Regions from separate parts of the Homo sapiens genome. Here region 2 is linked to region 1. A link is a loop called in an ENCODE intact Hi-C map of the cell type or tissue named here. Cell type or tissue: endothelial cell of umbilical vein. All regions are shown on one strand. Links, peaks and the distances in the headings refer to the core of each region. The heading gives the core; the rest is flanking DNA.

Region 1 (15,895 bases), core at 6,425-14,424:
AGCCTCTTGTGAGAGTGACGACCAGCCCCAAAATGGCTGCACACAAACAAGACCCTAAGGTACAGAGTCCTACTATGCAAATAGACGTTTATTTTCCCCTGTTAGAACAACACAGGACCAGCTATGTAATTTGCAGGGAGGGCCCGTTGCAAAATGAAAATGTGGGGTCCCTTACTCAAAATTAATGAAGAATTTCAAGAAGGCAACAGGAGAGCATGAAGCCAAGCGTGGAGCCCTTCTGAGTGCCTGCCCTGTGGAAGCCAGACCTAGGTGGGGAATTTGGGGGCATTTCTTGTATAGCAACCTTGTTCGATGTTCACTTAAATGAAGAAACAAATTTTATAACACCACTCACCTGTTTAAAAGCCTCTGCTGGCTTCAATTTGCAATAAGAATCCAGGGCCCGCCAATTTGGGCTCACCTACCCCTCTTACTCATCTTATCTCACCCCATACTTCACTAGGCTCCCCTCAATCCCCTTAGCCTCTTTCTGTTCCTCAGATACCCCAAGTTTTTACCTGCCTGAGCCCTATGCATACATACACTGGTCTTTTGGGATGCTGTTTTCCTGACTGTGTTCATGGACTGCCTCCTTCCCATTCTCTAGGTCTCAGTTCAGTCATCATCTCCTCAAAGACACCCTCATTGATTGCTTCTTCCAGTGACTGTATCACACTTGCAATCCTCATAACACTTGTTAAACCTATCCCTGTTTATTATTTGTCTGTTTTCATCTCTCCTCGCCAGCGTGTAAGTTCACAACAGGAGGGAGTTTGTTCTGTGTTAACAGCCTTTTCCATCCAGTATTCCATGAGACAATTCAGTCTAATCCCCCAGGGTATCTATGTGTGTAATGAATTCCCTGCTCTCCTGTATATCTAGAATGTCACTGTATGCCATCCCTGGGAGAACTGAGAAAATCGTCAAGCAAATCACTTTCTGTGTCTTGTGGTTCAGAAACCCTGGTTAAGCAAAGCAATGCCTGATACAGGCATTTTCAAATATTTCAAAAATATTTTTTGAATGAATAAATGAACGTCACTGACCAACACTGAGATCAGGAATCACAGGTTAATTCAGCCATTCAGATCTCAGCACTGGCTCTAAGACCTATCGAGCCACAATTGAGGGGGGAAGAGAATAATGAGCATGCATAGCGCAAAAAACTTCCCTAAAGGACTTTTAATGAGAGCTCTACTCCTTCACACCCCTTCCAACCTCTCCCCTCTCTCTGCCCTCTCTGGACGGCAGAGTTCTTTCCGTTTGCGGCAGTCTATCAGTCTGTGAGATGTCTAAGAAGATGACTGTCAAGCCTGACATAAGAGTGTTGTGGAGGACTTTTTTTTTTTTTGAGTCGGAGTCTTGCTCTGTCGCCCAGACTGTAGTGCAGTGGTGCCATCTCGGCTCACTGCAAGCTCTGCCTCCCGGGTTCATGCCATTCTTTGTGGAGGACTTTTACTAGGGGCAGAAGTAGTAATGCCCTTGAGTGTAATGGAGAGTTTAGGGGAAATTTCAGGAACACTTGGTTCATCTATGAGTAGGTAGATGTCTAGGATGTTAGGCATGCATGAGATAATACCTAGCATCAAAGGGAAGTTAGAGTGAGCTTATAAACTGTAATTCTAGACAATGTCTATTGGAAGTTCAGGGTGAGGTAGGGAGGAAGTCCTCTCTGTGTGATCAAAAGCAAGTGTGTTTTGGTTAATCAGGATGAAGCATAACATTGGGGGCTGTTTCATGATTTTAGAGTTTGGAGCTGTTAGGAAGAGAATTTCAGCTTAGTTTTGCAGGCAGCCCAAGGAGCAAAGGAAAGGAAGGAACTAATGACTGTTCTTGATGTGTCCAAACACCAAATCATTAATAAATATTTATTCAGGGCCAGATTGTACTAGATTCCAGGGATATAACTGTGAGCAGGGCTGTCTTGGTCCATGTACATACAGAGCTTGCTTAGAGTCTATTGAGGAAAATAGATGATATCATTTACACCAAAGGAGATAAGCACTGTGCCGGGGATGTAGAGGATGCTATGGAGGAAGCGTGGCATGACCTGAGCCATGCGCACACATGCGTGTGTGTGTGTGTGTGTATGTATGTGTGTGTGTTTGGCAGGAAGGCTTTCCAGAGCCTGAAGAATGCGTAAACATTATCCAGGTGCAGGGATATATGGGATGGGGTTGGAGAATTGAGAGGATGTGGCAGGGGAAACAGAGAGAACATGGGCCATCAAAGAAACTGAAAGTAGTTCAGTCAGTCTTGTGTGCAGATGTTTTGGTGGATAAGAAGCTGTTGGGGAGGAGTGAAGAGAGATGAGTTGAAGACTAAGAGGGGACTAAATAATACGTGACTTTGGAAAGATCTGTTGCGAATTGTGGTCTTTATCCAAAGCTGGGATTCTTAACTAGTTTTTGTGACATGGACCTCTTTGGCAGTCTGATGAAACCTGTAAGTTTTTCAGAAAATAATGTTTTTAGTTGAATAAGATAAGATGCATAAGATTCAAAAGAAAACCAATTACATTGAAATACTGATATCGGGCCAACTTTGTGATATATTAAAACCAACTTTGTGACATAGTAATATAAATGATTCTTTTTTTTTCTTTTTTTTGAGACAGAGTCTCACTCTGTCACCCAGGCTGGAGTGAAGTGGCATGAGCACGGTTGGCTGCAGCCAAGACCTCCTGGGCGATCCTCTCACCTCAGCCTCCAGAGTAGCTGGGACCATAGGTGCATACCACCACACCTGGCTAATTTAAAAAAAAATTCTATATATATATATATATATATATTCTGAGTAGAGATGGGGTCTCCTTGTGTTTCCTGGACTGGTCTCAAACCCTGAGGCTCAAGTGATCCTCCCACCTCAGCCTCCTAAAGTGTTGGAATTACAGGCATGAGCCACTGCACCTAGCCATGCACTTATTTACTAATGGCATTAAATAATAGGATTTAGCAGTGGGTCCAATTAATGCAATTTCAAAATTGTGCTTAGCATAAACAATATTTTGAGATGACTTTAATAATTATAATATGATATAAACGTGGTATGGGTTATGGTTTGCTGCCCATATAATTGAAGGAAATTAACTGTAGTTAGAAGTTAGTGGAAGTAAAACTGTAACTTTTGCCATCTAAATTCATGAGCCCTTTGAATTCTGTCCATACACCCCAGACAAGAACTGCTAATGCAGAGCATCATGAGCCATTCAAAAATTTTAAGTAGGGAGTGAAATTATCCAATTTAAGTAGAGCCCTCTGTCTACATATGAAGCTGCATGAAATTGTTTTTTATATTTACTGTAAGGAAAGAGAGAATGTCCTTCCCCATGTTTTTATGGCATCCTCTTTGTGAGTGCTCTTGTAGAAATCTTCTGTCTTATAGTGGTGGTTATACAACTATATGAGTTTGTCAGAATTCATAAGCTGACACACCCAAAAGGGTGAATTTTACTGTATGTAAATTATATGCCAATAAACCAGACTTTAAAAAGTGCATCAATAAAATCAATAAATGTTCCTGGTCAATTTGGAAAAAAAGATATCTTTACTCTGTGTCAGAAATTGGAGTATGTGTGCACAGAGGCCAAATGCTAAGCGTGGACTGTCTGTCTACAGCTAGAGCAGAATACTGGGATGGCTTGACTTTTAATTCTGTTTCTTTTACTGTGGAGAGTTGCATGGGCCTCCCAAACTGCATGAGGTAAAGAAAAATCCCTTGAATTTGCCAGAGGTATATTCATTCTTTATGATTCTTTGGTGGGGTGGGGTTCTTGCCACCTTAGATTTTGATGAAATTCATTGGCTAGTTGCCTTCTTTCAGCATTTATTACAGATGAAGGCATTGATAATCAGAACAATTAGTTAAAGTGATTCTTTAAAATAAATTTGAATAGTCATTAGCAAAATATGTATCTGTGATTGATCTGGGATGAGTGAAAGGAGAGGTGAAAATGTGATTAATATTTTGAAACTAAGAAAACCACGTGCCTTCCCTACTCATTGCTTCCTCTCTCACCATGTGATCTCTGCATATCCCAGCTTCCCTTCCCCTTCCTCCATAAGTGGAATCAGCCTAAGGCCTTCATCAGATGCAGGTACCAGTGCCATGCTTCTTGTAGAGCCTGCAGAACCATAAGCAAAATAAAGCTCTATTGTTTATAAATTACCTAGCTTTGGGTATTCCTTTAGAGTAACACAACACAGACTAAGACAGAAAATTGATACTGAGGACTGGGGGTTGCATTAAGGATACTTGCAAATGTGAAAGTGGCTTGAAACTGAATAACGGGCAGAGGTTTGGAAGAGTTTGGAGGACTCAGAAGAAGTTTGGAACTTCTTTTTTTCTTTTTTTTCAGATGGAGTCTCGCTCTGTTGCCAGGCTGGAGTGCAGTGGCACGATTTTGGCTCACTGCAACCTCTGCCTCCTGGATTCAAGTGATCCTCCTGCCTCAGACTCCCAAGACTGAGACTACAGCTGTGTGCCACCACACCTGGCTAATTTTGTATTTTTTAGTAGAGACAGGGTTTCACCATGTTGGCCAGGATAGTCTCGATCTCCTGACCTCGTGATGCACCCGTCTCGGCCTCCCAAAGTGCTGGGATTACAGGTGTGAGCCACCGTGCCTGGTTGGAACTTCTTAGAGATTGATTTAGTGGTTGTGACCAAAATGCTGATAGAAATATAGACAATAAAGGTCATGCTGAGGAAGTCTCAGATGGAAATGAAGAACTTATTGAAAACTGGAGCAAAGGTCACCCTTGTTAAACAGTAGCAAAGAACTTGGCTGCATTGTGTCTAGGCCCTATGGCTTTATAGAAGGCTGAACTTAAGAATGATGACCTAGGGTATCTGGCAGAAGAAATTGCTAAGCAACAAAGTACTCAAGAAGTGGTGTGGCTACTTTTAAAAGCCTATGCTAAATTATGGGAGCTAAGGAATGACTAGAAAGTGGAATTTATAATTAAAAGGGAAGCAAAGTGTAAAAATTTGGAAATTTCATAGCCTGGCCATGTGATAGAGAAGGAAAGAGCATTTGTAGGCAAGGAATCCAAGAGTTTGAGGAATCTGAGGGTGCTACAGAGCAACCATTGCTAAAGAGATTAGTGTGACTAAACCAGAGCCAAGTGTTACTAGTCAAGACGATGTGAAAAAGGCCCTGAAGGCATTTCAGAAAACTTTGAGGCTGACCCCTCCATCATAGGCCCAGAATCCTAGGATGACAGAATGGTTTGGGTAGAGGACAGGCCTAGAGACTGCTCCCCTGTGACCAGTCTGCTGCTTCCTGTATCCCCACCACTCCGGATGGCACAGCCATGGCTCACATGGCCTCAGTGGCCCCAGGTGTGAGTCATGTCACAGCTCTGGAGGGCATAAGCCATAAGTCTTGCTGGTGTCTACACAGTATTAAGTCTGCAGGTGCCCAGAATGCAAAAGTCATGGAGGCTTGGCAGCTTCCACTTAGATTTCAGAGGATGTATTGGAAAGCCTGGATGCCCAGGCAGAAGTCTGCTGCGGGGCAGAGCCAACACAGAGTGTCCTCTCTGGGGTAATGCCTAGGGGAGCCATGGGATTGGGGCTGCTGCTGCAAGGACCCAAGAATTATAGTCATCAGCAGTGTGCAGCCTCAGCCTGGAAAAGCCATGGGCATTCAACTCCAACCTGTGAGAGCAGCCAGTGGCCTTGGGAGTAGGGCTGCTTGAGACTGTGGGAGTCCACTCCTCATACCAGTGTACCCAGGATGCAAGACATACAGTCAAGGATTATTTTGGAGCTTTAAAATTTAACATCTGTCCTGCTGGGTTTTGGACTTGATGGGGACTGTTACTCCTTTTTTTTTGGAATGATTTCTCCCTTTTGGGATGGGACTGTTTATCCAATACATGTACCACCATTGTATCTTGGAAGGAAACAACTTGTTTTTGATTTCACAGTTAATTCGCCTTGAGTCTCAGATGGGACTTTGGATTTTGAAGTTGATGCTGGAACAAGTTAAGACTTTTGGAACTATTGAGAAGGGATGATTATATTTTGCAGCATGAAGAAGACATGAGTTTTGGGGGGCCAGGGGAGGAATGCTATGGTTTGGATGTTTGTCTCCCCAAATCACATGTTGAAATTTGATCCCAATGTTAGAGGTGAGACCTAGTGGCGGGTGTTTGAGTCAGAGGGTGGACTTATGAATAGATTAATACCCTCCTATGGTGCAGGGCATGAATACAATTCTTACTCTGTTGGTTCTTTTAAGAGCTGGTTGTTATAAAGAGCCTGGCACCTCCCCACTCTCTCTCTTGCTTCGCTTCTTGCCATGTGATCTCTACATACACCGGCTTCCCTTTGCCTTCTGCCATGAGTAGAAGCAGCCTAAGGGCCTCACATGCAGATGCAGGTTCCATGCTTCTTGTGCACTCTGCAAAACCAAATAAATCTCTTTATGAATTACCCAGCCTCAGGTATTCCTTTATAGCAACACAAAATGAAATAAGACACCCCCACAAAAATGATTTTTGGAGTACAAGATTCACAATCTTGAGAAATAACTCTTAACTCTGGGGTCAATAATTTAGTTTTGATTTTCTGAATCTAAATAAAAATAGCCACTTATTGAACTTTTATAACGTGGCCATTGTCCATATTATGGAAAATGAACTACAGATGTCCTTCATTTTGTACCCCCAAATAACAATGATGACTGTGATCACATAGAAAACCTTGGCATTCTGCTACCAGGCTCTAAATTGACAAGTTTTTAAAACTTCTGTGAAATAGGTAGGAGTCCATTGTACTTTTGATAAATTCCAGGGAGCAAAGAGCTTCTGCAATCTATTTTGTCTAAATCCAATTGTTTAAGAGCACTTCCTGGTAGGAAATTACTTCTTTAAAGATAAAACTGTAATAGTCATGCTCCAGTTTAAATTATTTCATCCAATTCTGCTGCCAGTTGATACACGTGTCAGGCAAATTTTAGAAAACCGGGTTTTGTGGAGAGAAGTAGAGACTGGGAGGATGCACCTCCAGTTAGATGCACCCTTCCATCAAACAGATGCCTCCACCCTAAAAGCATTTAGGCGCTCACAAAGGAGTAAAGGAACTGGCCTTGGGGCAGGTGGAGAGTTTGTTCCATAGGAATAATCTAGGAGCCAGTTGGGCACATGTGGGTGGGATGAGATTGCTCAGATGGAATCTCTCTAAGGGAAAGGGCAGGTTATAGTAAAAGCTTTTATTCCTTTGAACTCTTTTCCATCAAACATTAGCCTCTGCCTATTTGGTTTGCCTGGAGGACAGGAGGTGGGCAGAAGGAATGAAATAAGAGCCCTTCAGAGGGGGCTGCCATCTCTGACTCTGCAGTCAGGGCTCATCTTGAAACCTGGTTCTGGATTTTTCTGCAGCTGGCATGGCAGATGCCTCAGTAGCATTACTTGCTCAACAGATTCAGCAGCATCCCCAGGGCTCAGCAGGCATAGAGAGCTCTCCAGGTCTTGAGCACTGGAGAGCTCCATGCTATTACTAAGGACAGCAGCTGGGCAATGGCACCACTAAACATCCAGTAGGGGTGAGGCAAGGACCAAAATAGACTTGCAATTCACATACATTACTATCCAGGAAACCAACTACCCTTCCTCTTTACTAGAGAAAATTGAAGGAATGGAACATCTCATCCTAAACCTCTTTCCCCAGTCTCAGGTTGGATTCTTAGGACCAGAGAGACTATTAGAGCTGGGAAAGATCATAGAACCCACATAGTCTTACCTCTTCTAGAGATGAAGAATGAGCAACCTATGAATAAAATCAGTTACCCAAGGCCAGAGTTGTTATTCTCCTAGTCCTCATTTCATCCTCCTAGTCCTCATGAGTTTTTTTAAATTATTATTTTTTTAACCCATGTGTCTGCTTACAATACCTGTAAAATCAGTGCAGTTTGCCCAAGATACCACCAGGAATGACTCTGGATCCCTCCTCCTTTGGAACCAGCAGCTGTTGAACCCCATAGTTGGAATAACGTTGACATGGCACTAAGGAGGCTTCATAATTCAACCCTGGATGCCCCGTGAATTTCTGCTAATGTCCCATCACGACTTTCCTCTTGGATCTACTGTGATCACCATGCCTGCTAGCGTTCATCATACTGATTGGCTTATTTGGCTTTTCCCTCACGCCTTCTTGCTGAGGTGTAGGTGTGACTTTATTATTCTTGACCTACCCTGAAACATTAACACTTACATCTTCTAGCTAAAATCGTAGTAACACCAGAGAGACAAAATGAGAAATAAACCAAACACAGGCAAGCGAGTCTTCTGTTAATATTGTTATTAACACTGGTTTCTTAAAGTTGTCTTATCTTGCAAGTTTATCTGAAGCTTTGGTTTCAAGCATTTCAGTCACAACACTCCCAATTGAGGAGTGCCACGGGAGTGTGAAGAGAGCTTCAGATGTCAAACATTTCCTAGAACCTGGTATTTACAAAGCTGAAGAAATAAAATGTGGTTATTGGGCAAAGAACAGTCTTTAAACTTTTTCATTTGCTTCCTTTCTTGGTGCGTCAGAGTTTATCCTGTCATTCAGCAGAATAAGGAGACTTCATCTAAAATTAAAAATGAAAATAATCTTTGAGGAAACTACTGGTTTTCAAATCAATCACTATTTCTTGGGCAAATAAACGTCCTCTTTTCTACGAATTACTCCATAATTTTTCTATTACCTAGTTAAAATACTTAAACTAAGTATTTGCAAAAGTAATTGGGGTTGATCAGTCTAAAATAAAAGGTACCTTTCAAGGAGACAGAAAAGTGTTTTAAGAAAAAGGCCTGTTTATCCACCAAAAACATAATGAGGAAATGGGTGCAAAATGTAGCAAATGTTCAGTTAGACATAAATAACTTGACGATTTAAGGGAACTAACATTAGAATAAGCTATCAAAGTAAAGTGAATTTTTCATCTATGGAAATCTTCAAGAGAAGGACTAAAAGCCAGCCAGATAAAAATTTTTTGAGGCTTAGGGTCTCTCCAAGTTTCTATTATATTATTCTGATGTATGTTCACTTTCATGTAAATTGGGGGTTTGAACCCATTGACAGTATTGGTGGATAAGAGCAAATAGCATGCATCCCAAATAACATTATTGCATTAAAGATTATGACTCATTTCTCAAAAAGGAGAGCATTATTATGCCATTGACTGTTATTCATATATTATTGATGAGGCTCCGGGTTCTAGAAATGCAAGTCACAATCAAGAAAAATTGCAATTTGTGATGTTTGCACTGTTAAGATAGCAAACTGGGTTTACTAGATAGTAAGTAACTAGTAAACTAGATAGTATACTAGGTTTATAAATATTGACCAATAAATGGTGTTTGCTAAAGTAGAGAGTGGTGGGGAGTGAGGGGGCCCATGGTGCAAGCAGCGATAGTGTGCTTGAGTAGGGTATAGGAATATTTTGCCCTCTGGTGGTTTCTGGTGGAAACAACGTAAAGCAGTTTAAGTAACTGAAGGTGTCTGCTTTCAATACGCATAATATCAGCAACACGCAGGACCATCCAGACACCTTTTGTGTTATGCTCATGAATTTGTTCCAATAAATGTGTTTTCTCCCTACCCAGGCAGTATTTCAGCCCCTTTGATTCACACACCACCTTTGCATCGTTGGAAACACCTTTGACCAGCAATGGAAAATAAAGGGAACATACTGCAGTTTCAATTGTTGTGGGACTCAGGTTTTCTCTCAACACCGCATACACACTTGGAGACATGGGAAGAAGGTCTGATGGAGAATGTGGCTCTGTTGAATCACTTCGGCTTAAAGAGATAACAAGGTCAATATGGACAAGGATTAAAAAATAATAATAGTTCACGGTGACTTACTATGTCAGGAACTCATTTCTAGGGCTTCATCTATTTGTGACATTGAGTTATCTAATTCATCATTTCATATCAGAACACTCAACTTACTGTGGCATATATGGCATATAAAAGGGGAATTTTATAATTTTAGGCACAATAGATTGTGGTAAGTGTGCCCTGAAGGCTAGCCTTATGTATTAAAGGAAATGGGACATTGCACATTACAATGCTTTGTTCTCAGTTATGTGTACTCTGCTCTACCTTTAAATCTCCTATAGGAAAGCTTTTTATAAAAATATTTCACATGTGACTAACATTACTCACATTGTTGAGATGGGGATAAAAACAGAAGGAACATAACCTTTGTCACCCCTTTCTGTTGGTCTTGAAACTGGAAAACAAAAAGGCACAATGTTGGGGAAAAAAATGTCAATATTATCAATAAAACTGGGGAAAAAAGAGTCTAGAAAAATATTAACAATGATAAGAGGAAGAGAGATAACGCAGTTGTTCGGTGATACACAGAAATGTTTTGTTAAATAGGGGACACAATCTTTTAGATAAGCATAAAATGTGCAAGAAGAGAAAAACAAATCTCTTGGCAGGCCTAATCTGACTTTACATATTAATGCCTCTAAACTGTGTGGGAAAAATTGAGAATCAACTCTATTACCTGTTTTCTACGTTTCATTTATGTTTGATTATAAGGACTGATTGAGTCATGTTTTGGGAGATATAATAACCCAGTTCTTTTCATTAAAATTGACACCAATCAGAATCTTATGATTGCAAACGTTCTTGAAGTACAGATGTCAGTGTTCCCAAAAGTATCATTGTACTGTAGTAACAGTCATGTGCAAACCTCACCTTGGAAAAATTCCCCAAACTTCTCTGGTATACCATGTTGAACTAGTATTTGTTCCAATTTTCCAACCCTAATTTGTTGCATTGATATTTGTTATTTCATTTTTATCAGTTGTTGAAAGTCACTGAAAAGCCACAGGTTTGTTTGATTTTATTTTCTTTTGTATTTTTGTTTATTTCAGAGGGCATGAAGTCAGGTGGCTGCAAGTCTGTGAGTGACAACTGTAGGATATTCTACATGATGGTGCCCAAAGATTTAGTGCTATAGATGAAGATTTTTATGGATTGTATACACTTTCATTAAAGAAACAGAATGGTGAACGTACCTTAAAATTGCATAGTAATTTAACAAATTTTCTTTTATGTATTCAACAAATATTTACTGAATCCCTCTTTTAGCCAGACATTGCTCTAGGTCCTAGGATACAACCAGGAAAGGTAGGCTGGGAGTGTGGGGGAGGGAGAGGATGAAGCAGAGATCCACAGGTCCCCTCCCTAGCAAATGAACAAATACCCTGAGTTGTAAGACTACAGTAAGGTTAAAAATATAAAACTTATAAACCCTGGGGTTCCTTTGCAATATACAGACTTGTTTTACTATTAAAAGCTTCTCATCATTACCCCCTCTTTCTTTTCCTTTCCCTCAGTCATAGACATGAAGCCTGCACCACTTCTGTCTTACAAAGGAGAAAACTGAAGCTCTCCAAGTGGCTATGAGAGGCCCCCATGGCCATGGTGAAGTTTAGTTACAGCTGCTTATTACTCGCTAGTGTTAGAAAGCCCAGCGGTCCCTTTTCAGGAACTGCTGACATACCACTTCATTTCTAAGGCTTTGACCTCCACATGCCCTTAGATCTTACAGAAATCAGAGTAAACAAGAAGGGGAACTTCATTTACTTTGCTCCAATATGAGGTTATTTTCCAAAATCTTAAGGAAAAAAAAACAAAAACAAACAGAAAAACCTAACCTTCGCAAGGCTGAGAGCTGTAGTGTTTACCGAAGGCTTTGTCTTTGGGAATGTCAGGATATAGGTACTTCAGAGGGTTTTCAGGAATGTTTTCAGCCATAATAACTTTGTAGTCTCGCAGGATGTCAGCGAATGGCAGAGCAGACAACCGGCCTTTATTGTAGGGTTCTACAGAGTGGAATCTCACTTCCCCTTGAAAAACAGAAATTGGAGAAATATACAGGTTCCTGTACACATTCCTTGTGACCATTTCTTCCCTGCCCACATTATCTTCATGCCACTGGAGTGACTTGTCAGTTCATGTCACTTCAATGTCAGACCTTCTGCTGTCTGGACAGTATAGATTGTGCATACGATAGACTTTTTGGAATTCATAGGTACCCTGTTCTGAGACAACTGCAACTACTAATATTCAAGCCCACTGAATACATCACAGACAGATCAACACACCATACACTTCCAAAAACTGAAATCCCAGTAACCAAATTTAAGAAAACTAATTTCACATGAATAAACATTAGTGAGTATATACCACTTTCAGAATGGTCCACCCAGGTGAAAGTTATTCCTCCGAGATGGCTTTCACTGAATCTTAATAAAAAGGTGCCAGGCATTTTATCCTTTAGCAACAGCCGTTCCTTCTCTTTGCTAACAAAGCCCATGACATACCTAAAAATAGAACATGCATTATTTCATCTGATCATTATTGGATTTTCACTTATTGCATTTACAAAGACCTACAGTTTGTTTTGAGTGTAATCAAAAGTCATTCTTACCTGAAATACTCATATATAGATTAATATACATAGTGCCACTCCACAAAGAATAAGAAATTGCAACTATTTTTTTCTGTGGTACTAAACATGCTTAAGAGAAAAAGAAAGAAGAAAACCAATAACAACAGAAAAAAAGAACATAATTAACTCATATGAAAAATATAGCCTATAACTTACCCATCAATCCAAAGGGGAAGAATGTGTTTCTTAATTAGATCCAATATTGCTTCAAGCCATGTCCAAAAGGTAAATGATTTACCAGGTAAATGTTCCTACAGGAATAGACAAGCACATTAAGACAATGATTATTTAAGTAATAATGTTGATATAATAATTTAAGTTCAATTTTTCACCAAAATATTATCTTTAAACTGGACAACACCTTAATTTCTTTAAAAAATATTCTTGGCCTGGTGTGGTGGCTCATGCCTGTAATCCCAGCACTTTGGGAGGCCAAGGCGGGCAGATTATGAGGTCAGGAGATTGAGACCATCCTGACTAACACGGTGAAACCCCACCTCTACTAAAAATATGAAAAAATTAGCCGGGCGTGGTGGTGGGTGCCTGTAGTCCCAGCTAATCAGGAGGCTGAGGCAGGAGAATGGCATGAACCCGGGAGGCAGAGCTTGCAGTGAGCCGAGATTGCGCCACTGCACTCCAGCCTGGGTGACAGAGCAAGACTCTATCTCAAAAAAAAAAAAAAAAGAAAAATTCTTATCTGGGAAATTCTCAAAACCCCATGTAGTAATAGACTTAGAAAGGAACATTGTATTAAAAAAATGTATCTAAATGATGTTTCCCCGACCGTTTGTACCTTGCAGAACTTGGCCCAGGTGAGGTGACCATCACTGTAGCTAGATTGGACTGAAATGAAAGAAAAGAATGAAATTTTTCACTGGACAATGAGATGCTTCAATTTTGTGCTCAATTTAGATATTTTGCCTCTTCCCTTTCAAGCATTTCTTAAGCACTTGATATGGGTTTGCAATGTACTGAGTGCTAGGTACAGTACAAATACAAGACATCATCCTTGTTCCTAAGAAATTTATTATCTAGAAAATAAGCTTTTTGGTGGAGGAGCTAACAATGGCTTTAGAAAGCAGGTGGGTATCTAGGATATGTATGGGTAGAATATAAATTGTCAGAGGAGATGAAGGAGGCCACTCCAGAGAGCAAGAGTAATATAGGACGAAGCATGATGGACATGGAGAAGGCTCACGTTGGAGACAGGAAGAGCTGCCTAATGTCGGTAAATGAACATTATAAAACAAATTTGTGTAAGTTAGGTATAGCTAGATTACCAGGAATGTTGCCTATTAAGATGGAAAGAATGGACTAGAAATCTATTAGATAGTAGCCATTGGCTGTTTTGATCCAGAGCAGTGAAAGGATGCAAGAGTTTCCATCTAAATTTTTAAGGACATTATACTCATAAGAATAATTTGATAAAGGTCTGAAAGGATATGGTTTCTATCTATACTACATGTTTAAAAGCTTTAGTCACTCTAACAAATGTTTATTGAATGCTATTGCTGCTTATGAATTAAATAAGGATCAAAACATGTATTTCCATTAAGTAAATTTTGTGATGTTTTCCAAAGTCCTAATGTATTTAGGTACCTATTGATCCAAGAGTAGATGCAAGTGGCAAGCATCCCAGCACCATGTGAGTCAAGCTTAAATCACACATGATTCTACTTCTGCACAAATGGATCTTTGGCCCTAATTTAACTAGAAACGCATATAGATCTAATTTTAACTCTTTTTTTGGTGTTAAATATGTTAAACCCTGACTTGTCAAAATACAGATCTCTTAGAGACTTTTTAGAAAATGTTTGGATTATAGTTGGCACATGTAGTACCAGTGACTCTATTTTGCAAACTTTAGAAATCTCAGTCAAAGCTGAAACTTTCTTGGTATGCAGAATTAAGTATTGCCCAGGTAGTTTAAAACTTCTATTACATTTCCTAGACCTAGTGAAGAAATCAGTCATTTTCCAGTTGGTTAATGTCAATTGAGACGTTCGTATGAACGATCATATGAGGCACCATTAAGGGTTCACCTCATATTTAGTGGAAATATACCCTGGAGACTGGGGTGGGGAATAGACAAGGAGGGGCTTTAGACCTGGACAGGTCTGGCCTGTGGCTTGGTGCTGCTGTGTACTAGCCATGCAGCCGTGGCAAGTCACTTGACTTCTGCACTCCAATCCAGTCATTTATAAAATTGGTAGAATAAGCTGAGCTTTGCAGGACTTTCCTGAGAATTAAAAATAATATAACACTTAGTTCTGTGCCTGGCAATATAGTAGGCATTGAATAAATTATGATTATCATCTTTATTATTAGTAGTAGTAATAGCGTCCTGGTTATTTAAAATGCCTGAGGGCCAAAAACAGAGGCAAATCCTCTCTATCTACCAGCTCTCACCTGTAAGCTTCTCTGCCAGCATATGGAGTTGATCTGAGTTAAGACCACGACCAACGTACGATGAAAACTGCCAGCTCATCACCTCCAGTAGTTGACTCAATGTGGCAGGTGGAGGATTATTAAAGAAAACCAAGTTCTGAAATAGAGTCAAGATGATAATTTGTTAATTATCTTACAGTGGGTAGCTAGTGAGGTGTGAGCAGGGCAAGAGAGGTCTCCCCCTCTCCCCACACACATACTAGGAGTGTTGGGTGACTATTAGGTGATAGTCAGGCAGTTAACTGTTTCTCTAAAGTCATAATTGGTCACAGCTGGTGCCAGGGAACAAGCGTGTCCTAATAGAAAACACCTAAAACTGTTCAGCAGCTTCCCAGTATGATCTCAGGAGTGGAGAGAAGTAACAAGACTTCTGAAGAATGCCAACCCCAAATCAAGAGGTCAAGCTGCACACTTGGCTTCTCAAGTTGCCCGCTTGGCCCTCTTCCAAGTTGTACTTTCCTTTCCTTCCTTTTCTTACTGTTCTAAAGCTTTTTAATAAACTTTCACTCCTGCTCTGAAGCTTGCCTTGGTCACTCCTTCTGTCCTATACTCCTCAGTTGAATTCTTTCTTCTGAGGAGGCAAGAATTGAGGTTGCTGCAGATCCATACATATTTGCCACCAGTAACAATTACGCTTATGACACTGTAATTCAATATATAGGATTCCTAATTTAAAGTCTTTTGGCCAACCTAAGTAAACATAAAATATCATCTCATCTCTGTTGTTCTTAAGACTGATGTGGTCTTTTCCTAAAAGTCTCCTTGTTCTTTGAGTATAATATAATCAGGGCTCCATCTTTCTTCAGAAGCATCGCTTGACATCTCTTTAACTTTTCCGTATCAGTCTACTCATGCAAGAACTTAACATTGTCCAAAAAGTAATTTGACAGATACTCTTTTCTAAAACAATATTCATCCTAAACAAAACTTATATCATATTATTTAATTGGTTTATCGTGGGGTTGGCACAAATTTTAC
Region 2 (15,895 bases), core at 1,618-9,617, 52 kb before region 1:
GCCTTCCTCTCTTTGTTGAGCACCTACTTTTTGCCAGGCACCGGGTATACAGTAAGGAAGAAAGGCCAGTAATAACTCAGGATATTTTTTGGAAGCATTAAATAAATTTTTAAAAATGAGCTGGAATAGCTCCATGTGGAAAAGAGCTTAAAATTAAACAGCATCAGCAAAAATCCAGCCAAGCAAGCACAATCTTTAAGAGGAAGGATTTTAGGCTGAAAGGCAAACAATACTAGTTGATATACTAAAAAAGCACCCTCCAAAAGGAAGATGTTCCCTTTTGTGGACAATCATATTCCCATTTCTATCACGAATCTCATTAACTATTTCACTCCTTGAACCTTTTACTCTTGGCAAGCCCTTCACAGCCCCAGGAGCTACTTGTACAAATTAGCTCTCAAATATAAGGCAGATGAAGTAATCTCATTGCTGCTAAAGTATAATTCTCTCTAATTACTGTAACTACCAAGCGTTAGTCCCTCCCTTTCTAAAAATAACACTCCCTCCCCTAGACACAGTGATGAAATCGCATTCCGAAGAAAAACATTTGCTTATCAAAGAAATCTTAGTTCCTTAATATATGAAATTTCTACATGGACAACTTTAAAGGGGAGAGGAGGAAACCTGAATATTAGAAATGTCACTTGTTTTTTGGAAGGTGCTGAATGCGAGGAATAAAAATCCCACTGATGATGTAGGTGGTTTAAATCCAGCAGCTCCAACTTGTCATGGCTCATCTGAGCACTGCACTCTCCTTGGCTCCGCCAGGGCTCCCTCCCGCAGACAGGCCCGGGATCTGCCATGGTGCGCTCCCTGCCTCTGAGCACACACACTTATTGAGAGCTACACACAGGCCAGCCGTGGTACTCACCATACTGTCGAATTCTACAGAGCCCACTATCCGAGACACCTCGTCAAACTCCTCAGGAGACATGGGGAGCAGGTTGTCTGTGGTCTGAAGTCTAGAAGGGTGACTAAAATGGGGAAAAAGAAAAGAGCAATGTCAACATCTGAGTGATGAAAGCACTAGTGCATACTTACACACTTTATCTTTTGTCTGTAATTGAATTATCACGTTATATTTTTATTTTGGGTAAGTGCATACACTTGTAAAATACATTTGCAAAAGTACAGCTCATGGGAGGCTCATGTCCCCAGCCCAGCCCCTTGGGAAATGTTTCACACTCCAGGGATGTGATAAGCAATAGCCAGACTGGAATCTGTGCCGCTTCTGCCTGGGTAAGCCTAGGTGTGAGCATGTGCGGTGCACTACCCTGAGATGACAATGCCTCGTGGCTTACCCTGGACAGAAAAGCACCAGAGAAATGTCTGGGGAGTCCCTCATCCCTACCTTGAGGTTTGAATGCAGATAAAGCTGCTCCACACAGTGTTTTTACATGAAGGCTACATCCATTCACCCCAAGACAGTGCTGCAGGCCAAATAACTGACAATGACATTTCCAAAATTTTTTCTACCTTTTATAAAATGAAACAACAAAATCAAAGCAAGTGGAGACAGTGTATCTCAATCATTACTTTGGCCTTTTCTAGATTGAAAAGAACTACTTTCCCACTCTGATCAACTTTTGCTCATTTTATTTATACTTTTTCAAAGGGTATCAGTTTTGGGAAAATTTATATACCTTAAATACAAATTTGGTTTTTGGCTTTTTTTTTTTTTTTAAAGTAGTAAAATGCTGATAGGCAGTAACACGGGGATCTCAACAAGTTCAGCTGTGATGGCGATAGCAATTACAATGGAAAAGTAAAATACAAGCATCTTCAACAGGCCCCAGCCAGGAGCAAGGCTGGCTTGAGGTTTGTAAACATGTCACTCTTCTGTGTTCACTTACACTTCAGACACAGAAATCAACTCAGTCTTGATATATCCAGTTCCTTTAGGGCCATCAAGTTCCATTGGCTCTGGTGCTAGAAATAAACACATTGTGTACGCTTTCCATCAACCGAAATTCCATCAGAATACAACATCAACTTTTCGGGGGGATTAAAGTTCTACTGTGTTTCTAGACAGCTTAGCCTCCTAAAACTTTAAGGAGCTATAACCTCCCTGCCTGAGTCACCTAAAATTCTAGTGGGAATGCAGAAACAACGAGAAGAAGGATCTGAATTCAGTCTGGAAATAAGCTAGTGTTCAGCAGGACACTAGCTAGGAGCTTTCTCTTTACACAACTTGAAATCTTACAAGAAGTCTGAGCCCAAAATATGCAAAGTTCTATCCAGTTTATTGGCATTAGCCTGGCTAATGAATATTCACAGCTGTCAAGGTAAGCTGGGGACATCTTCATTCCAAAGTAATTGTCCTAATATTGAGATTTCTGATTCTGAAAAACAGCTTTGTTGGTGTGTTCCAAACAAAACAGGTCTAATTCGAACCTTCTCAAATGCAATTCATTGACAACTGAGAAGCAAGAGACCTGTGTTCTCAGATGAGGCCTCCTCTTAATAATTATCTAATAAAAATAGGATCTAGTAAGTAATTGGGCCACCCTAAATGAACCACTTCACTTCTCCCAGGCCTCAGTTTCCTCAACTTTAACGTGAGCAAGATGCCTTCTGTTGGTTTACCACAGTTCCTTATTTAAACCCTTTTCATGTGGAAACAGTGATAGTAACAAATACACAAGACCAGCAATGGACTTTTCCAACATTCCTAAAATAGGAAATTGTCCATTCATTTCTTACTAGCTGTATCAGGCCAAATAATGCATTATGTTTCACCTGCACTGAGTTTATGCCATCTTTTGAAAGCCTACTCTTACCAATTCGAAAGCAAAACACTGCATGGGTGGAGTTTCAGAATAATCACCCCCTCATCAGGAAAGACTGTGCCACGCTGTTACCACCTGCTTGCCCCACTTACCTTCCTTTGGCCTGGAGTAATACTTTCCAAAGGCATGGTCTTTGTCAATATTTGGATACAGATACTTCAGGGGATTCTCAGGAATATTCTCAGCAGCCATGACTTTGTAATTGCGAATGATGTCAGGGAAAGTAACAGCAGAAAGTTCTTTCTTCGTGTAGGGTTCAACCGCATGGAAGTCAGGTTCTAAAAAGGAGAAAAGCTAAGTAAATCCCATAGAACATCCCAAAATGAAAGAGGACAGAGAAATAAAACACTGCAGAGTTGATGGATTTGAGTGAACCTCATAAGAACTAATCACAATCTAAGCATTATAACATATACAGTAGACTGCTTTATTTCTAAATAAATTATAATACTGTCTCAGGGAAAATAAAGGGAGGTATTATTCTCAATAACATTCTATTTGCCATTATTTGCTTAGATTTATAAATCTGGGCAAAAAAGATTTATTAAAAACCTTTAAAAGCCTGCATCTTCAATGATGTGCTGCCCATAGGCACATAAATAACTTACTACTAAGTGGATCATCTTGGCTTAAGCCACAGATTTAAATTACTAGAGATAAACTCACTTTGTTTTTCTTTTCATATTGAAAAATCTAATTTTTTATTAAAATAAATTATGATATATAGAAAACAACATTTCAAATTAAAAATGATCCTATTTGCTACATTTCCCTGTAACCCTTAACGTAATAAACCATGGTTTAATTTACTCCCGTTCTTATTCCCAGACTGAATTCAGATCCTTCTTCCTAGCTGATACAGAATCTCCCTTTGGGTGTCGACCTTCCAGAGGCCACGGTTCAGGTGTTCTGGGGAGCCTGCTGTGGAACATGAGACTATGCTGCCATCCTAACCCTTCCTGGCTGGTAGTGTCCTGCTTGACCTTTCCTGGTTGCCAAGGGTTTTCTTCATCTCTGCTTGGTCTACTATATCTGTCTCTCAGCTGGTTCAGGAAGGGAACAGGATAAGAGGAAAAGGGCAGGTTCTAATGACTACTGCCCACGCCAGACTCTCATCTCAGCCTCCCTGCTTTTTCCTCAGAAGAAAAATAGAACAAGAAAAGTATTCCAGAAAAACAAATAGAACAAGAAGAGTATTCCTGAAAAATAAACAGAACAAGAAAGAATACCGTTCCAGAAAAAAAAAATAGAAGAGTATTCCAGAAAAACAAACAGAACAAGAAGAGTATGGCAGAAAAACAAATAGAATAAGAGTATTCCAGAAAAACAGGAGAAGAGGAATATTTCAGAAAAATAAATAGAACAAGAAGAGTATTCCATTTTGTGTCTACCCACTGAAAGTATAAAAATTACTAAAACAAATCAGTTTTTCCTCCTGCCCTTCAAACAGACCAAACTCTAAACAACAGTGAAAAGTAATCAGTTGGTCTTTATGATTTTTTCATTTACGCTGTTGAGCTTCACCCTCAGAAACCTGCTTCATAACACCAAGGTTTCTGGAGTCTTTTAGCCATGGACTCATTTGATTAAATAGAAACCCCATATATGATAAAGATAAATTTGCAGCTGCTCTGTTTGAAGGCAGGGTAGAGGCTGCCACTCGTCCCAACAGGTCCTGCATCAACTCCCTGGCTGATGATGTGTATGAAGTCTTCTCCCGAAGCCTGTCTCATCTGCACACTCTACTCTGGGATGACCCTAAGAGAATGTGGATGCTTACTCCTGTGGGAAATGTGATTCCTTCCAAGAACGGGTTGCAGATTACATTGACTCACATCCTTGATCTGCAGATAACAAACCTGATGCAAAGGAAAGAATTGGCATTGTCTTTTCAAAACCATCATTTCCACAATATGTTCCAGAGAGTGAACCACAACCACAAACATTTGTGGTGGTTTATTAAATCCTATCGGGGGCTCATTTGGGGTAAGTATAAGATCTGCAATTTCATGTCCCAAACGCACTATCTGTATGAGCTGACTGGCGGCGATGAAGAGGGACTTCACACACATGGAATGGTGGGACTATGTGCTCAAACTCCCACTCACCGCCTCCGTTCTGGGACCGCTCCACCCATGTGAATGTGATGGCCCCTTCCCGGGAGCTCTCACTGAACCGCAGCAGGAAGGTCCCCGGCTGCTGGTCCTTCAACAGGGCACGCTCTCGCTCCTTGCTGATGAAGCCCATGATGCACCTGGATATCGAAGAGATGGACGGATGGGCTTTTAGTTCAATCATGATTTCCATTTTCATGCTAACTTACAAACCAAGAAAATGGCTGGAATGTGAGAAAAAAAACCTACGGTAAAAAACGTAGACTATTTTAAAATCTGTTCAGTTGACACTTAAGGAAGCATTTCACTTATACATGTATATACTAAGGTTTTAAAAAAAGCGATATGAACATGGTGTCAGTAGGATGCTACAGATGCTCAATAACACGTGTGGGATTAATGAGCCTTTTATTGTTCCTTTATTATTTTAAAGGCCATAACAATGTCTGAATGTATACATCTTTTTTACTGGAGAGGAAGACCTAGGCAATATATTTTCATATTTTAGCCCTTCTGATCAAGTTAAAGCTTCTGTTGAAATATCAGCCGATCCTGGCAATAAGTCAAGATAGAAATGATTTACCCAGTTAAAAGGGTTTTTCTTCCTTCCTAGGGGCCACATAGTAGGTGCTCAAAAAATTTTTGTTGAGTGAATGAATGCATGAATGGCACTCAAGAGTTGTTTTTTTTTTTTAATTTAGCTTTGCCAATACATATACTTGTACTAAGAAAGTGTAAGGTTAATGTTATGAGGTTCTACTCTTCTGAAGCCCTGAAGGGGCAGCCTATAAATGCGCACTCCTGTGAGATTCACACACGCCTAGTCAAATACTGAAGCTGGACTCAGGCCTTGTCTCAACCTCGCAGCACTAAAAATATGTTTCAAAATACATCTATCGGTGGCCCTTACCCATCATTCCAGAGAGGGAGCAGGTGTTTTTTAATGAGTTCTAGGATGCTTTCAATCCAAAGCCAGAAGGGAAAATTTTTATCATTTATATTTTCCTGAAAGTATACAAATGCAGACATTATGAACAAAAATCTAAAACAATGACTTACCATGGCCCCTCCCACCATCATTTGCAAAGACTCCCCAGGTGCCAAGGATGGAACTGTCCCATTCAGCACAGCAATGGGATCCCTCCCCTGGCAGGGAATATCAAGTTCCCTCCCCGCTCTTATCAGCATTCAGACCAGGAGCTCTCCAGAGCTCTCCACTTCCCTGGGCCGGGCTCTGCTTCCCTTTCCAAACAGTAGCAAGCTAGCCTGGGGGTGACCTCCAGCGTGACTCACGGAAACACAAGCTGCCCCACACTAGCAAAATCCAGCAGTGCAAGCTGGTCCGCACTGTCTGGTGACTCCAGCAGAATCTAAATGTTCCCCGCAGTGGGCCCCTCTGCTCGAGCAGGCCGTTAAACTCGTCTGGCTGGTCAGGCTGCGCCACCCAGCCCACAACATACATTTCACACAGAAATGGCTAAAACACTGCTGGGCAGGGGTCCAGCGTGAGTGAACAGAAGCCTCATTTCAGATATGAAAGAATGTTATCACTCAGGCAGGTGCTTCCTGTCAGACTCCTGCTCGGAGACCAACCTCCTGCACTGAAGAAAAGTAAACAACTTGCCCGAGGGGCTCCTTGGCCAGAGAAGAACACGCCAAAATAAGCAAACAGTTAAGTAACTATCACAGCAAGAAACATGAGAACCTCAACCAAGAGCAAAAAGGACTTAGAGAGCATAAAACCCAGACAGTCCTCACCTTACAAAACCTCGTCCACGGAATGAGACCATCGGGGCTGGCGTTAGGACCTAAACAAATAAAAACCAGATTTTTCAGCAAACAGAAACTGATTCTAAAGCTTTGGTTGGACGGATGGCTCTTGTATTTGCTCTCAAGGAAAAGAGCCAAACACCCAACAAAGATTGTATGTACACAGTTGACATTTTCGGATACCTTAATGCCAAATTAACTGAGCAATTATAATACGTGCTGTAAGAGGGCGGAATTTAAATGGTCTAAAATATGTATATGTTGGTTTGAGTTTAATGGCAGAAAGGAATGGATGGCAGATTCCTGGGCACCACGATATGAGAGTTTTTAGGGAAAGCGGAAACATCACAAAGCCTTACCATCTGCTCTCTCCCTCCCCAGCCCCCCTTTTCCCTCCCTCCTCTAAAGAGAGGACAGTCCTTTTAATGCCTCTTCATGTTACACTTCCTTCCAAGACCATCAGCTGACTTTGCCTTTTGCACTAAATCAAAGGTGTTCTGCTGGGCCTCCTAGAGAAGCCTCCCTATCCAGTGCCTCTTCCCACTGCCTTCCTCTGCTGCTCAGCAGAGCCCCCTCTCCCAAGGATCCTACAGAATTTTTTTCAAAGTTCAACCTAGGTGCCCAAGATCACCCCTAGATCTTCAATGTAACTGATACTTGACTTTACAAGTTTATTTTAGACATTATTTATGCATTTCCCTCAGCTTTCCTCCAAATAGGACATGGGCTCAGGCAGTCTGATGCAAATCAAAAACCAAGTGAGAGAAACGAGAGGAAGAAGCCCGGGGTTATTAGCTACACAAATTAAAGCAGCCTGGGCGAGAAGAGGCGGTAAGCCCATTATCGGTCTTCAAAGAGAACTACAAATGAGCCATTACAGCTAGAAAAGATATCCTTCTTAACTCTCACCAAATAAAGAAATGGAATAAGGGGATTTTGTACTTGTATTAAACAGCACAAGACCACCACTGTGACAGCTGCATATCCAAGAGAAGAAGGCACTGTTGAAAGTCACTGAGTTAGGAAGAGCCTACTGCTGTTTGGAGTAAATGCAGTGCTGCTCTACAGAAAGCAAATCTGGATACAAGTTGTCCACGGATTTTTAAAGAAATAGTTCAGATAGCCTCACTCACTGAAAGATCTGACCTTGAGACTAGTGGATCTTTGATTTGTTTAGTATGAAGGACTAATAAATGCACTGACATTAACCACTGAAAGGGAATTATCTACCACTGTCTAGACTCTGTCCAATCAGGCAAAACTGCAGATCAAAAGAGGCATCCTCTTGTGGGGACGGCATCCTCTGCTACCTGGGCCCCACCTGAGGCAAGGGCCCTGGGTTTATGCTGCAGTGGGCAAGCCCCAGGACTTTATTTCTCATCATGTCAGGGACTTCCTTTTTTCTCCCCAAGGTTAATGGTTAATAGGCCTTCATCTTTCTCATCCAGGAACTTATTTCAGCCACAAATAATATATTTTACATAATTCATAAAACTTTCCCTTGGGAATTCATCTCAGAAATCTTAATATGAGACAATGAGGAACGGATTCATTTAAATGTTATCAGGTCTATATTTCTTTCTAAGGTGACATATGATTCTCACTTAGCTATAATAAACTATAGCTTGAAAAGCTGACAGATTTTAGTACTTTTTTACCTTTAACAAAATAGCAGAGGGGAAAAGAGCAATTAGAGAGATATTTTTATGAATTTCAATTTTTATAAACATAACAAGTTAATATGCATATACCAAGAAGCTTCTCTCCCAACATGTTCAGCTGGTCCACATTGAGACCTCTTTTGGTGACAGAAGAAAACTGCCAACTCAGCACTTCTGAAAGCTGAGCCCATCGTGCACATGGTGGAGTCAGGAAGAAGGACAGATTCTAGAGAGAAAACACCCAAAATCTAAGGGTTACTACAGAGACACCAGTCACAAGTGTGGCACTAAAACATATGTCCATCCCAAAGTTCAATTCTAGTTTATATGACACACAGGTGCTTTCACAGTAGGGGAAGAGAAATACAGTCAATTTTCATTATTTACAGATGCACATTTGTGAACTTGTTTACTCACTAAAATTTACTTGTAACTCCAAAATCTAAATACATGGCATCTTTGGGGTCATTTGAAGACACACCCGTGCACACACAGCAGCACACAGCAGCAAAGAATTCGAGTCTCTTAACACGCTTCCAACTGAAGCCAAACAAAATGACACTCGCTTCCTGTTTCACCTCTCATAAGAAAAACGTGTCCTTTTTGAAGCCTATTTAGCGCCATGTTTTTTGCATTTTGTGACTGCTGTTGGTGATCCCTGTTTAAAATGGTGCCCGAGCATAGTACCACAGTGTGGTCTACTGTTCCTAAGCATGGGAAGGCTGGGATGTGCCTTATGGAGAAAATACATGTGTGAGGCAAGCTTCACTCAGGCATGAGTTACAGTGATCCTAGCTATAGGTGTAATGTTAATGCCTCAACAAGTGTATTAGATAAGGTGTCTTTAAACAGAAACACACATAAACAATGTTATGCATTGATGGGTTGACAAAAATGTTGTGACCAGAGGCTTGAAGGAACCTAGCCTCGTAGTTCCCTTAGGAGCAACAATTCATTATTTGCTAGTTAAGTGTTCCTGGTGACTTTAAAAAACATAAGTACTTTGAATAATTATAAATGACTGTAATTAATTAACAGTGAGTATCCACACTCTAAGAATGGAGCATGCTTGTTTAGTAGATGTATACATTTTAAAAATAATAACAATAAAGTGGTATGGAATCACTGACTGCCCTAGCTTACCCACATGGGAGAAAAAACGTAATTCTCATTTCAAATACATATCCATGCTTCATATTCCCAGATTTACTCAAAAGCCTTAGAAATACCACAGGAGCTTTGTCACTTCTCCCTTAACAACTGGCCATTGGGGCTATTTCAGAGATGCAGCAGTGAGAGCGTGGGGTCTCTGCTTAACCCTGGGACCAAAGCAAATGTGTTTTCCATACCCTGGGTTCCGCCACCAGCATGTTGTACCAAAGGATGGAGGCCCAACCGCTCGGGAGCTGGCTGACGTTGGAGATCACCACAACGGGCAGAGAGGTCGTCTAAAGGATGACAAAGACCTTGAAATCATCTGAATCACAGAAATGTCACCTTCAGATAACTGCTTAGCCTCAACTAAAAGCAGGGGATTATTTGTAAATTTGTACATATTTAATACTTGAAAATGAGAAGTGTTAAGTTCTGTTCTTCTGTCCAGTTTAACTTGTCTTTGATGTATCTTTCAGTTAAGAAATAAGTCCCTAAAAATAATAATAGCTACAATAATTAATTAAGGGATATGCAATATGAGAAGATGAAAACTGTCACAATGAAAACATAAAATGTGGGGGGAGGGCAGAGCAAAATAAATAAGTCCCAATGCTTAATGTAAAAAAAAAAAATTAACATCAGCGATCTCAACTGGAACTTTTAAGTTATTGAATTTGAAGGTTAATTCAATTGTCTAGCTTTCTGGACCATAAATTAAGGTTAAGATAGTATTAGCTGAAAAAGATCATTTTAAAACAATTAGGTAAATACCTCCAGAACAAACACTGAGAAATAAAAATACATGTAACAATTAAAAGTAAAAATAATGAAGTTTTCCAACTCGGGACCATAAAAGTCTTACCTCGAGGTCAATTACCAAACCAGGCTGGCACAATTGGGTTTCAAAACTAAGGGAGTGAAGCTCTTCAGTAACGATGAGAGGACCCTTGGAAGAGAAAAGGAAAGAAGAAAAGAATATAATTATTCACAGATCCTAAAACTTTCAAAAGCCCAATTAACATTGCAACAGGCCACAGAGATCCTGGGCCCAATCAGTGGCAAGTCTGAAGACTCAATATTCAATCTCTCCCAGATTTAATGATTCTTAGTATCTCAGTGTGCTCTGAAAGATAAGTGTCTGAAGTTACGGCAAGGGTTATAGATTCAGAGCAATGATTGTCAATGGGGAAAGAGCAACTAATGGCTTTGTGACCTAAGGCTTCTCGACCCTCAGCTCTGTCTGCCTGCCCAGTGTGGCTGCACATCTCAATGCAGATGGGTGGGGAGAAGGTGAGAGGACTGGGAGTAAGTGCATACTTGTGATTGTCTACTGCCTACCGGAAGGGCTGACTCACATCAACTTGGCAGGTCACAAGTTGTCTTGGTTTCGGTAGAAATGGATAGATTTCAAAGTGCCTTCATAAGCATTACCTCATGTGAGCCTCACAACTTAGAACTAGAGAGGTGCAACAGCTAGACCCAGGGAGGTCAAAACATAGTTCAGGCGCACACCAGGGCTAGAAGGCATCTTTGCACTGCCTGGGCCTGTGTTTGTCCCGCTGCTCCATGTGACCTCCACTGGTCCTGGTGTGGAAGGACTGCACACTGTGTGTGCATAAATGACGAAAGTGTTCTCAACCAAAACAACTCCAGATATTTCATCCTTTGTCCATAGTTCATTTCTGAATGCATCACAAACCCAACTCCTTAAGGATCACGCTGTAGGAAGGAAACTGATGCAAAGGCAATGCTTTTGGTAGGGGATGCAATGGCCGAAAAGCCCTCTTGGCACACAGCAAGGCAGTCATCAAAGTGGCCTCTCGTTCCAACTCTGACAGTAACTCTGTGCACCCTTAGCTAAATCCTGCAAACTTCTGTGAGTCAATTTCTTCACCCGTAAGATGCGAAGAATACAAAAGCCCACAACAGCTACTCCACTGAGTTGTCCATGAGTGTCTAATGAATTTGTGTGCAAAATCGTTTGACAATAGTAAAGCACAAATGTGGTGTTTTTACTGTTGTCACAGATATACCAAATACCCAGCTCCTTTGCTGCTCTTCCCTGATGGGTCTGAACTCCTCTGTGAGGTGTCCCCAGCCACCAACTGACCTGTCCTTGCTAGACAGACCTGCCTGATTTGGGCCCATTCACAACATAAAGGGACTCTCACCTCATTCGTTCTGGTGCCAGCATTTTTCTGTTCTTTCAATTGCTATAAAACAAATAATCATCTTAGTAAACACCATGGTAATGGTCAAAGTTGCTATCTTCATTTACAAATGAGAACAAAGTTAGGACTAGAAAGAATGACAGACGTGACTTTATCTTTAGAATGCAGAACATGGGACAAATTGGCCCTCGTTCAGGGTCCATGAGCAGAAGCACGTTTCCTCAGTGGCCTCATGGTGCGGACACCAGTCTGGAGGGATCTCTTGGAATCACAACCCGCTCCTCTCCTGTGTTCAAACTTTCCCTGAATGTTTCCCCATGCACCTTCGTTAACTGTTTCATGCCCTGAGGCTCGGGACAGCTTCTCCCTCCCCTTTCCCTCAGCAGAGTCCTCCAGGCTGGGCCCAGTGACTCCAGGTCCACCTGCCCTCAAGTGGACGTCAATCTCTGAGCTGTCAATCCCTGAGCTGACGAGGGAGCAGGCTGGGGCCCTGAGGGCGGCTCTGAATACCCTCAGGCACCTGAGTTGGGCTAAGCTTTCGAGTTAGGTAGAGCTTCCTAGCTACGAGGCTTGCTGGATCACAAAGTGGTCTCTAGTGAAAAAGGATGCCTTTAACCTCCTGCAGGTTCTGGGCCCAGGGAAAGCTTCGGACTCAGCACCCACAGAGCCTCACAGCAACTGGCAGCCCCCATGTTCACAGAGGAGGAAAGATGGTGCACCCACACAGAGCATCCTGCTGGGTCTCCACTGCCTGGGGAATGAGCCCTACTGCCCTGGAGAAAAGGTGGTAGAGTCAGGCTGGCGTGGAGGCAGGGGCTGTGGGCAGGGCCACCAGGAAGGGGAACACGGGGGCTGAGGAGTGAACCCTGGTGTACAGGACCACACTTGGATCACAGTCAGGACACGGGAGCCATAACCTTTGAGAAAACTGCAAGCGTAGGTGAGTGACCGTGGGGATCATGCAGGCAGCAAGTGCAAATCATTTACGTAAACACAGGCTTAGGAAATATTTTTACTGCAAGTGATACAGCCCAGAAAACAGAGTGAACAGTCGTGGGATAAGGAGGAGAAACCAAAATGCCCCAAGTACTGGCGACAGGAAGACACCAGCCACAAAGTCTACAAACCCCAGCAGGGGGGCGTCCTCCACATGGCAATGTGCCAAAAAGGGCTGCTCTATTGTCAAAAGTCCTAAGAAACCAGAGACAACATAGAGAGGAAACTGATGTCCCTACCAGGTGCCGAAATTCAGCCGCCAGACTGCCATTGGTGGACTCCTCCATGTTCATCACTTTTGTGTGCGTGCCCAAAATGTTGAACTTCCTAAATCTATACAATATAGGAAAGAAATGCTGAAAAGTCTTCCAACTATTAAATAAATAAAAATATAGCACAGTATAGCGTAAAGTACGTCACGTACCCTTTTACTGTATTTCTCTCATTCACATCTCTGCAAAAAAAATATATATAATCACATATGCGTATTTAAAATTTGAAATAAGCTTTAACAAAATTATAAGAGTATAAGAGCATAAGAGTGTAAGTGAATGATGAATAAAAAATAAATCTACACCTATGGATTTGCAGCCTTTCATTCACTCCCTGCTTCCATCTACCCATACTAGGTCTGGCAAGTATCACTGAATGACCTTTGGCAAATAAATGGTCTGGGCCTTACATTGTTCATTTGCACAACATACTAACAGTGCCAACATATAGGACATCATGAGGAATAAACTAGTTAATTCCTCACCAGTACACCCTCAATAAATGTAAGCACCAGCACCAGTACACCCTCAATAAATGTTTAAGCTATCGTTATTGTTTATTGAGCAGCTACTTGGTGCAAGGCCCTGCACTAAGCACTGGGGATCCAGCCAACAGCACTGCCCAGTAGTCACAAAGCTCAGAGGACTGCCAATGTGACCATTTAATTCTCATTTTTATTCTCTATGATCTTTAATGCTCTCATGAAAGTACCAGGAAAGTCAGTTATCTGGGGAAAGTGGCAAGTTTAAGTTTTAAGTCTGAGGTTAAAATTTTGAAAGACCTTGCACTTCTATATCCAGTGATTACTTTGTCATGTTCTGGCCAAATAATGTATCCGTGAGCGTCCTAGATGTAGACTAGAAATCATGGGCTCACTCACAGATCTATTAGTTCCCCTTCCTTTCCAATCTCAACCAGAAGTTCAATGCTTTTGTGAATGACAATCACCATTAGCTATGGAAGGGACCTATTTTCCCGTTTGGAAAAAAAAAGAATTTAAAATAAAAGGGATAGTATGATAAAAGCTGACTTGTCAAAGCTAAGAAGACCGTCAGAGCTGGAACCGACAGAAAAGACACAAGGGCCCGAAGCAGCTGAGAGGAGCTGAGCTGACGCAGAAGATGGTAAACTGCAATGGCAACACAACTCTTGTGCTTCCTCCGTTTAGGAAGTAGGATATACTTCCCCATCCCCCGAATCTCAGCTGGCCTTGATTTGCTTTTAGCAACAGGATGGAAGGGAGTGATGCTATAGATGTTCCAAGGCTAGCACTCACAGGCCTTGTTCACTTGGAACACTGTCACCATGGGAAAAGCCCAGGCTAGCCTTTTTGAGGTGCATGAAGAAGGACCTGGTTATCCCAGCTGAGTCCCAGTCATGTAATAAGGCCTTGCTAGAGCACCTGGCTCCAACCACACTAGCTCAGACCAGGACAACCTACAACTCACAGAATATGAGAAATAATGAGTTTTTGAGTTTTTAGCCACTAAGTTTTTGTTTGTTTGTTTTTAGACAGAGTCTCACTCTGTCACCCAGGCTGGAGTGCAGTGGCATGATCTCAGCTCACTGCAACCTCTGCCTCCCAGGTTCAAGCGATTCTCGTGCCTCGGCCTCCCAAGTAGCTGTGATTACCGGTGCACACCACCACACCTGGCTAATTTTTTGTATTTTTCGTAGAGACGGGGTTTCGCCATGTTGGCCAGGCCGGTCTCAAACTCTGGCTTCATGTGATCTGCCTGCCTTGGCCTCCCAAAGTGCTGGGATTACAGGTGTGAGCCACTGCACCTGGCCTAGCCACTAAGTTTTGGGAGTGGTTTGTTAGGAAGCAAAAGCTAACCGATATACCAAAGATGATGGCAGGGAAGACAAGGCACAGACCATGCTATGAGGAAGAATATTCTTATAGGAGTGGGAAAAAGCAAAAAGCCAGAGGAAAATGATCTGAATGATCATAAATCATTTTTGAAACTTGCCAAAACAGTATGTGACACAAGCTAACAAAAACATTAAATATGGGAGGGGTGGGGGGGGAGCCATCTTGTTCCTTAATGAGAGTGGCCAAGTTAGTGCCAGTCCAGGTCTAGGGTCTCAGGGCAAAATAGGATGAGGCTGCTCCACCTGGACCCCCAAGAGAGATGCCCATTCCTGGGTTCCCACTGCCCAGAAGAGACAAGAGTGAATCCCACAGGCTCCACACAGTCTCCCCAAGATGCTGCTGACCTCGCTCCAGAAAAAAACCCCCAAATGACCACAGAATCATGGCAGCCTGGACGTTCAGCCTCGGGTTGGATCAGGGGCCTCTCCTTTGGGGCTGACCTAGAAGGAGGGGGTGGCATGCCAAGTCCAGCCACTTTGAGACTTGCTGATTACAATCTCATATGCACAAAGAGACACTCACTCTTTTGTTCATTTATAGTCTAAAAAGGCACAGGAATGTTGATACCAGCTCCAGGGGAAGCTCCCAACATCCACCAAGGGAGCTGCTGATTTAAATCTGCTGGGGTCATTTGTGATGGCCCTGGTGGATCTGACTAGAAGTCTCTGCTCATGCGCAGCATTGTCAGGACTCTGGGTTCAGCCCTGGGGCCCTAGGGAGGCAAACTTCCACCCAGTATAGACCCTTCCACAGCTAGAAATCTGCTTATTTAGTGGAGGAATCTGTGCTTGAGTAACAAAATCAACATTTCAATAGTACATGTATGTTATATAATGTTAAAGATATCTTACTTATCAAATAAGACTTTGACTTTCAAATTATAATTCAGCTCTTGCAATTTCACCAACAGTCTGGAAAGAAAAATAAAAGCCATTACTTAAAAAAAATTATCTGTTACAATTTATTTATTATGCCAATTCCCTATTAACGTTTAGATAAACTACTCCCCCTCCAGTTTTAGGGTATTACCAACAAAAAAACTGACAGTTTTGTAGATCTACTTAAATTTTTGTAAGTGTATTTGTAAGAA

The links. Peaks named below come from ENCODE experiments on the same cell type or tissue, not always from the same donor. Only the 100,000 strongest peaks of a DNase experiment are listed, where the experiment ranks them.
Region 2: it touches region 1 in a loop (5-fold over the local background); 17 of 110 quality-filtered maps call a loop at or near these places.

The regions. Positions count from the first base shown.
Region 1 is chr2:191,021,286-191,037,180 of GRCh38, forward strand. STAT4 (signal transducer and activator of transcription 4) reads right to left here. Exons shown (of 24, transcript NM_003151.4): 17 at 14,879-15,014; 18 at 13,263-13,312; 19 at 12,626-12,720; 20 at 12,205-12,341; 21 at 11,673-11,864; 22 at 10,165-10,231; 23 at 9,687-9,795; 24 at 8,291-8,581. The coding sequence ends at 8,555. STAT4-AS1 (STAT4 antisense RNA 1) reads left to right here and starts at 241. Exons shown (of 3, transcript NR_136318.1): 1 at 241-270; 2 at 9,600-9,812; 3 at 10,887-11,029. It overlaps LOC124900514 (a long non-coding RNA gene), which reads left to right. Exons shown (of 2, transcript XR_007087796.1): 1 at 1-59; 2 at 4,358-6,441. It overlaps LOC107985785 (a long non-coding RNA gene), which reads right to left and starts at 4,372. Exons shown (of 2, transcript XR_001739163.1): 1 at 4,018-4,372; 2 at 1,855-2,443. RefSeq lists an enhancer at 1-131. In endothelial cell of umbilical vein, for the core only: a CTCF peak has its summit at 9,460 (motif pointing left); DNase peaks (open chromatin) are centred at 6,856, 9,476, 10,246 and 11,576; H3K27ac peaks cover 1,388 bases.
Region 2 is chr2:190,973,959-190,989,853 of GRCh38, forward strand. STAT1 (signal transducer and activator of transcription 1) reads right to left here. Exons shown (of 25, transcript NM_007315.4): 12 at 15,657-15,716; 13 at 13,081-13,110; 14 at 12,896-12,989; 15 at 11,661-11,702; 16 at 10,352-10,435; 17 at 9,684-9,782; 18 at 8,425-8,560; 19 at 6,662-6,711; 20 at 5,814-5,908; 21 at 4,898-5,043; 22 at 2,882-3,067; 23 at 1,854-1,929; 24 at 872-974. Among named protein-coding and RNA genes, the nearest start is that of STAT1, 32 kb to the right of the region's middle. In endothelial cell of umbilical vein, for the core only: no CTCF peak of the experiment used is centred there; DNase peaks (open chromatin) are centred at 4,613 and 6,313; H3K27ac peaks cover 4,543 bases.